3 separate regions of the Homo sapiens genome follow, and regions 1 and 2 are each linked to region 3. Evidence: chromatin contacts called from ENCODE Hi-C or POLR2A ChIA-PET data. All regions are on one chromosome and are shown on one strand. Each heading gives the region's core, a stretch centred on a gene start or an enhancer-like site at or near the end of the contact. The rest is flanking DNA. Distances are from core to core; before and after follow the strand shown.

Region 1 (2,700 bases), core at 123-2,622, 150 kb before region 3:
GTGTGTGTGTGTGAGAGAGAGAGAGAGAGTGAGAGAGAAAGAGCAGGGGTACGGGGGGCAATGACTACTACCACAATAAGCCCACCCCTACATTTAAGGATGTTAGTCTTCTAAGCACTTGACCTATATCATCTCATTTAATTCTCACAATCACCTATTGAGGAAATTACTGTAATTCCCATTTTACGGATGAGAAAACAGTTTCCGGAAAGTGAAGTGACTTACCCCCAGAGTTACCCAGCTCATAAGGGCTTTGGAGCTGGGATTTATCCAGTTCTACATGACCTGAATACTGTGTTTTCTCCAGCACATGCTGAGCCGACTGCCCCCAATAGAACTGTCTTTTTTTTGCCCATGAAGAAAAGGAGGCTCAGAGAAGTGACTTACCCAAAGTCACACAAGGAGAAAATAGCAGGGTCACGATCAGAATCCAGTTCATCTGTCTCCAAAGCAAATGTTCCCACTATACCAAATCAAGGTCTCCTTCCCTAAGCCCTGCCAACGACCCCTCACACGCAGGAGCAGGGCAGACTAGCTCACAGTCTGGCCTCTGAGGTCCTCTCTCCCTCCTCTCGGCCTCAGCTGACTTACTGGCAGAGTGGGGTCCTGGGAGAGCTGCTGCGGACGTTCCTGTCAAGCAGTGAATCACTAAGGGCAAGCCTCGTTCTGGAGACATGTGCATCCCACGGGGGAATTAGACCTTAACCCAAAGGAATGTGGCTGTGATGGCGGAATTTCAGGCAGCTCGGCGTGGGGGTGGGGGCCCCTCACATCTTACCACCCATGAAGAAGGCTGGGTTCAGAGCCCCTTGGAGAGCGGTGGGTGCCCCCTACCCCACTACGAGAAATGGGCAGGCCATCTAGTGCTGTGGGATGGGCAGCCCCACGCCTGGCTGGGATCGGAGCGTTGCAGGAAACCTGAATTCAAATTCCGGTTTGCCCTTGCCTAGCTGTGTGTTCCTGGGCAAGTCACGGTCTTCAGGCCATTGTTTTCCCAGCTGTCAAATGGGAAGGCCGGCCTCACCCCTTTGCGGGAAAGATCCGCCAAGACAGGAGCGCTGGGGAACTCCCAGGGACCGAGGGAGGGTCAGCCCCGGCTCCACGCGCGCAGTGGGGATGGCGGGAGGGGAGTGTTTGGGGGGCGTCCCTTGGGACCAGCCCCCGCCTTGCGCTCGCTAGAGGCGCGCGACAGTGCGCCCCCCGAGGGCCGGCCAGCCTCGCCTGCCCGGCGGCTCCTACCTGGCTCAGCGCGGCCGCAGCTCCTCTCCCGGGCAGTCTCGGCACATTTTGCGCAAACCCGCCCCCGGGTCCCACCCCGCGCCAGACCCCGGGGTCACGGCCCGAGGAGGAGCAGGCCGCTCAGCTGCCCCACCGGAGCCCCCGCGCTCCGGCTGCAATTTAAATACCTCTCCCGCCGGCCCGCCCCGCCACGCCCCCCTCTGGCGAGGCCGTGGGGTCCTAGCGCCTGGCCCCGTGCCTCGGTTTATCCGGAGCCGGCGGGGGCGGAGTGGGGTGGGGCGGCGAAGCATCTTCACCACCCTGGGACCTCGGCCGGGAAGGGGCGGGGGCCCAGTGTGGGGGGATGAGAGGGCGGGAGGGAGAGGGGTTGCAGAGGAAGCGCCGTGGGAGCGAGGCCCATCCCAGCGGCCGCCGCACGTGCAGTTCGCGGCCCCGCGGGGTCCGGAGGGGGGCGCGGTGGCTCTAGGAGCCGCAGGTCCACAGAGGAAATCCGGCCTGGCCCCGATTTCCCAGCTGCTGGCGCCGCCGCACTTAACGCGGGGGCAAACAGGCGAGGTGACGGCGGGGCTGAATGCGGAAGGAAATGACCCTTCGCTGGCCCTGGGGCGGCCGCGGAGGGGGTTCCCCGCACCAAGCCGTCCACTCTGGTGGGTCCTGGCAGGTCACTTTTCCTCTCCGGATTGTGCTCTAGTGTCTGGACCCGTACTCCTCCATCATCTGCGGGACCCTTCAACAGCCTGTGAAACGGCACCATCAAAGTCCTGTTTTCGGATGGAGAAGCTGAGGCTAGGGGTGGGGGCAGTGTGTACACATGAAAACCAATTGTCTGAGACTAGTAAGGTCCCTATTTATAGCTGGGGAACCTGAGGCTCAGAAAAGGTTAAATGGCGTGTCCAAAGTCAACACAGCTAATAAGAATCAGTGATTTGAGCCCAATCTGTTCATAAAGCTAAGTCTGATTCAGTTTGGGCATTATCTTGCCCGAATTTTTAAAGTACTGTGCAAATATGGGGTGGCGGTATTGTCATTTAGATTGGAGGTTGAAGCAGATCTTTCCCAAAGCCACCTCTCTTCTAGATGCCTTGACCCTACCAAATCACAGGTACCCTGCCTTGCTGCCTGTGGACTCTAGTATGCGGGTCCCTAGAAGAGAGGGGCCCTGGCTGTCCTCCAGGTCCTGGTTCCAAGTGTAGAAGGGGCCTCTTCCACAGTGTTTCTCTTCCCTGATCGTCACCAGCCCTGAGAGTGGGGCAGGGTGCCCCATTTTACATGCATGAAAGTGACCACCCAGGGCCTTGTGGCAAATCAGGGTAAGGCTGGGCTCAGAAGCGGGATTCCCTGAAGTCTCTACAGTTACTGCCTTTTCTTACCCCTGTTCAGTCCACTGTGGAGATGGATCTGGGGAGATGGGGTCAACCCAGAGAGGACAAGCCATGATAGCAGGTGCCATAGGGGCCTGAC
Region 2 (2,700 bases), core at 91-2,590, 200 kb after region 3:
CATGTTGTTTTTGCTTCGTACATGCAGAAGCACTATGGTTACGTTTGTCAGTACGCCAGTTTGCATGAATTCAAAATGAATCTGAAAAGCTTTCCCCCTCCCACTTTTCTTTCAGTTTGTATACAAGAACACTTTACCTGAGATATAGGCCAAAAGTGAAGGTAAGTCCACTTCCTAGGTCCTGTGTGTGTGTTGGGGGTATGGTACTGGGAGTATAGGATGGAGGTGGAAGAAGAAAGGGGAGTTTGGAGAGGTAGTGGAGCAAACACAGGCTTTGGAACCAAAGGCTGTGAATCTTTCATTTACTACTGCATGTTCTTGGACAAATCTCTTTAAGCCTTAGTTTCTTCAACAATAAAATTAAGCTGCTAATAACTACATTGCAGAGTTATTTTAAAGATCAGAGATAATTTATATGCCCAGCTCCATGCTTGACAAAGTCAAAGCTTAATAAATGTAAATAAACTCAATAAAAATACTCTCTGATATCTGGTCCAAGTCTAGAAGGAATAAACTGTGCTCAGGCTGCTAATACCAGGACAATCACTAGCAAACCTACGTATAGTCATAGCCCCATGGATTCTTTCTCATTCTTTTTCAGGGATAACATGGAACAATTCTGTCTTTTCTCATTTTGTCCTAATTTGTCCCCAAACAGTTTCTCTTTGGAATCTGGCCAGTGATCCTGTTTGAGCCTCTCAGGAAGCATTGATGAATCATTCCACCAAGAAAACAAACAAGCACCTACCATAGACCTGGCAGAATAAATAAGGAAATCCTTAAAGATCTACAAGTTCAAATATGTCATGACCATCACAGCAGAGGAGTGACTTTCTGACTAATGCTGCCACCCACACAGAGAATAAGGAGTAGGGCCTGCTGGGTGTTTAGCTCATGGCTTTATCTTATTTGTCCCCCTCCTCCTTTCACGCTCCAGTTTATAAAGAAACAGAGATGATGTGTGTGTATGCCTCAAATGCAGAAACAGTTGGGCTTTTCTTAACAGGTTAACAGTTTGTGCTGGTTATAAGAAATTAACCTTCTTTTCTTTTTGCCAAGGGTTGCATGTGAATTATACCTTTCTTAATATTTGATTAAATAATGCAGTCAGCTAAGAGCCAACAAAACCCCATATCCAGATAGTTAGCTGTGAGCCAGCACTCAGCTGTGTCAGATTTGATTAATATTGTATTAATCTCATGGATGGTTCTCAAAGGTAAAAAAAGAGAGAGAAAGAGAGAGAGCTAGCTGTGGGATTCTGTGTAGTTCTTCACTATCTGTTCCAGGGCTAGTCGGAGGATCATAAGCAAGCTCAGACCTGCCCCCAGTTCAGTACTTGACCACATCCCAGGATTTATGGTGTCTGTCTATGGCCACAGCCAACCAGAATGAGTGGGTCATCTTATAACCTTTCTGAAGCTCCATGAGGACATGTATAGAATGCTGCACCTTCAGCCAGCTCTGCTCTGATCTTTGCAGATCTTTAAGTTGTCACTGTTTCTACGGCTAGACAAATATGACTGGTGGTCTAGACTACCCATAGTTCATCCTCCTCACATAACTTATTTGAAGTTGTCAGGGAATGTCATTACACTCTGATTTTTAAAATTATGCAGTATTTTCCAGTTCTCAGAGAGGTCATGGTTGTGCCCAGGGAAGTGTGTTGCATTAACTAAAGCTAAAATTATCAGAATCCTATTTACATAAAGCATATTAAAATATCTGCTCCTTAATTTTCTGAAGGAAATAGATGTAAGTTTCTGCTACTTGAAACCTACAGAACCGACAAAAATTAGGGTGCTAAAAAAATGACAGTGAAATCTCATCGTAAGGCAGCTAGTTCTAATTTGCATTTGAATGTATAACAAATTGCATCACTTTTCACAAACTTAACACCTGCCTGGAGTAAAAATCTGATTTGACCCCTCTGCTCATGTTTCATCATATTTGTAGCTCTGCATCATTTAGCATTTTTATGACTTTTTTTGCTTTATATAAATTATTGTAAAATCCAGATTGTTTTTACCACATGATGACGTGACTCAGGATTAAATCCTGAGCTACAGTTTCAAAAGGAAAATCATTTTTTTCTTATGCAAAGATGGTAAAACACTGTTGTCATTTTTTCCAGTATTCAATAAGTAGCCTTTGTACAAATTTAAAACCAAAAACTATTCTGTTGTTTTTCTTCACCTACTAGCCTTAGTTTTTAACCAAGTATCCAAGGATGTCAACTTGACATCCTTCCCTTAGCATGCCAACAAGCCATTAGACTGATTCTTCCACCTATTTTTATGAACCTCCAGGAAGAAAAACACTTGCCAAAACATTAAGAGAACTTTGATTCTGCCTTAAGAGGGTATAAAACTAAACCATTTGAAGGCACAGCCCATAAGACTATACTTGATTTTGCCCCAAGATTCTGACTTCTGGCTACATTTCACCTGCAGTTACCTGGGCTATCGGCCGTGATACATTTTTTAATTCATTTGTTTTCCACCATTATATTTTTATACTTTTCAGTTAGATATACTTCTGCATAAAGAGTATATATACAGTGTAGGATAAAGGCATATCGTACATGGCAATGCTGTTAAACATGGTAAGACTGAGGTTCTGCAGGATTAAAGTCAGATTAAGGGTACAGAAAGCACACCTTGATACTGAGGCCATTTAGAGCAATTTGTTTAATGAGTGGTT
Region 3 (2,700 bases), core at 120-2,619:
TATGTATAAAGAATTCTCAAAACTCAGCAGTAAAAAGAACAAAATCTCAATCAGAATATGGGCAAAAAAACATGAACAGATATTTCACCAAATAAAATATACAAAAGGCAAATAAGCACATTAAAAGATGTTCCACATAATTGGCCATCAGTGAAATGCAAATTAAAACCACAATGATGTAACACTACATACCTACCACAGCGGCTAAAATAAAAAATAGTGACAACACCAAATGCTGGCAAGAATGTGGAGAAAGTGGATCACTTGTGCAAAGCTGGTGGGAATGCAAAAGGACACAGCCATTCTGGAAAACAGTCTTATAATTTGTTATAAAACTAAACAATACACTCATCATACAACCCAGCAATCACACTCTTAGGCATTCATCCCAGAGAAATGAAGACATATTCACACGAAACCTGGACACAAACCTTCATAATAATCATCTGTAATAGTCAAAAAGGGGAAACAACTCTGATGCTCTCCAACAGGTGAAAGGTATAGAAACCATAGTATATCCATACTATAAAATCCTGCATAGCAATATAAAGGAACACATTATTGACACTTGTAAAGGTTTCAAAGGAATTATGAAATATATCCAATCCCAAAATGTTATATATTATATGATTCTAATAATATATAATATAATATAATATATGATTCTAATAATATATAATATAATATAATTATAATAATATACAATATATAATATATTAACATTAATATATATTAATATATATTATATATAAAATATATATTATAATATTATATAGTTATATATTAATAGTATATAATATTATTGATAATCAATATAATAATATTGAAATAATGTTAAGATTATGTAGAATATATAATATTCTTGGAATCATATAGCATGTAACAAAAAGTAGTATGTATGTAATCAAACGAATACACACTTTAGTGTATTTCTTGCATTACAATGTAATCATAGAAATACACTATACTATCTTTATACCCTATAAGAATGGTATGTAACATTCCAATCATACTTACTATATAATTTCAAGAATACATAATATTCTTTCTTTTTTTTTTAACTCAGGGTCTTGTTCTGTCACACAGGCTGGAGTACAGTGGCGCGATCTCCGCTCACTGCAGCCTCCACCCCTCCCCCGATATCTGCTGATATGACTAGTCCTGCCTGGACACTGCAGGGACACACGACATCCATCCCCCTTTCAGGAGAAGGAGGTGGGAGGGAGACATAGGAGGCATCTCAGTGCCAAGCCTCCCCAGCACGCACACACACACAGAGGAGCCTGCGTGTATTCATCCACACACCTCACTGCCCAGGAACGACTTCCAGGGTTCCCAAATCCCTCATATCCCACCAGGAATTTCAGCTCTGCTCTTGTAGCCCTAAGGGAAATGAGTCAGTGGGAGGAGCTGAGGAAAACAAAGAGAGGAAGGAAGGAGGCAGTTCCGGGTTTCCCACAGGAGTTCTGAGGTAACTTTATGAGAGTCACTTCTCCTCTTGGAACCTCAGCTTCCTCATTTGCCAATCAGGGTGTGGGTCCCTATCCTAAACCACACTGGGGCCACCATGAGGATCCAATAAGATCAGGAATAGAAAAGAGCTTAGAAAAATCAGGGACCTGGGTCAGATAGCAGAGGGTGGTACAGGGGCTATTGCTGTATAAAGTGGTCTGAGATCTTCCTTCCTTCCCTTCTCATTCATTCATTCATTCATTCATGCCTTCTCTCTTGGCCAAGCCCTGAACCAGGCAGTAGAGATGGAGAGATGAGTCAGCCAGGGTATTACCCTCAGGAGTACCCGTGGTGGTAGTGATGTGGGATGGGGAAGGGAGAAATGGAATCAACTCAGTCTGCGGAACACAAGGAAGGCTTCATGGAGGAAGTGACCTGGGGCTGGGATTTGAAGAAGTAATAAGAGTTTGCCCTGATGCACAAGATGGGGAAGGGCATAGCAGACTTACAAAGCAAAGGCATAGACATGAAAAAGCACCTCCCCCTCTCAGTGCATGACAGATTCCAGGAAGAGCTTTCTAAAGATACGTGCAAAGAGGGAGAAAGACTTCTAGGAAAGGAAGGGCGTGTGAAGGGGCCAGCTTTGTTTGGAATGCTCTGGCGAGTCAGCATTATGTGGTGAATGGAGGGGCTGGAATACAAGGCCTTTTGGGTTTTCTTAGGTCTAAGCTCTGAGTTAACCCTGATTAGAAAGAAAATATAAGGTTTCTATGCCTCTGCACCCAAGAAGCAGTGCCACATCTGAGGACTAAAGAAAAATCTCGAGCTAGGCACAGTGGCACACACCTGTAATCCCAGGACTTTGGCAAGCTGCAGTGGGAGCATTGCTTGAGCCCAGGAGTTCGAGACTAGCCTAGGCAACATAAGGAGACTCTGTCTCTAACAAAAAGAAAAAAAAATTCGCCTGGTGTGGTGGCACATGCCTGTAGTCCCAGCTACTTAGGAGGCTAAGGTGTAAGGATTGCTTGAGCCTGAGAGGTTGAGGCTGCGGTGAACCATGATGGCACCACTGCACTCCAGCCTGGGTGACAGAACGAGGCCCTGTCACAAAAAAAAAAAAAAAAAAAAGGAAACGAAAAGAAAAGAAAAATATTGAGCCAGGGTCACGCTATTACCAAACTCACAGGTGAGGTTTGCATGCTCTGGCAGGCAACCTCAAACACCCACAGCCTCTCTTGCCAGGGGCCT

What was found. Hi-C counts contacts between places; a loop is a spot of excess contacts on that map. ChIA-PET counts read pairs that join two places held with the same protein, here RNA polymerase II (POLR2A). Pooled maps may share reads with other maps.
Region 1: a pooled map shows a loop between it and region 3 (2.8-fold over the local background). The contact joins the promoter of LRRC32 here to the enhancer-like site in region 3. A Hi-C loop is called at or near these places in 1 of 50 pooled maps. POLR2A ChIA-PET finds 5 or more read pairs at or near these places in 2 of 52 experiments (A673 and activated CD4-positive, alpha-beta T cell).
Region 2: a loop to region 3 is called in a pooled map, with 2.3 times the contacts of the local background. The contact joins two enhancer-like sites. A Hi-C loop is called at or near these places in 6 of 168 maps with a recorded cell type or tissue (Calu3, GM23248, HCT116 and 3 more), 5 of 37 single-sample maps with no recorded cell type and 5 of 50 pooled maps. POLR2A ChIA-PET finds 5 or more read pairs at or near these places in 2 of 52 experiments (H1 and OCI-LY7).

The regions. Positions count from the first base shown.
Region 1 is chr11:76,669,375-76,672,074 of GRCh38, forward strand. LRRC32 (leucine rich repeat containing 32) reads right to left here and starts at 1,373. Exons shown (of 3, transcript NM_001128922.2): 1 at 1,240-1,373. RefSeq lists silencers at 1,128-1,257, 1,318-1,517.
Region 2 is chr11:77,019,616-77,022,315 of GRCh38, forward strand. ACER3 (alkaline ceramidase 3) reads left to right here. Exons shown (of 11, transcript NM_018367.7): 10 at 116-161; 11 at 659-2,700. The coding sequence ends at 712. The region is part of intron 1 of ACER3-AS1 (ACER antisense RNA 1); the gene reads right to left. Among named protein-coding and RNA genes, the nearest start is that of B3GNT6, 13 kb to the right of the region's middle. Within about 2 kb of position 1,341, at least 3 of the 41 ENCODE cell types and tissues checked have a DNase peak (open chromatin) inside an H3K27ac peak, as active enhancers do; they include HCT116, where a contact is called at or near this core.
Region 3 is chr11:76,822,407-76,825,106 of GRCh38, forward strand. No RefSeq gene overlaps it. Among named protein-coding and RNA genes, the nearest start is that of ACER3, 37 kb to the right of the region's middle. RefSeq lists a cis regulatory region at 1,002-2,232. Within about 2 kb of position 1,370, at least 11 of the 41 ENCODE cell types and tissues checked have a DNase peak (open chromatin) inside an H3K27ac peak, as active enhancers do; they include HCT116, where a contact is called at or near this core.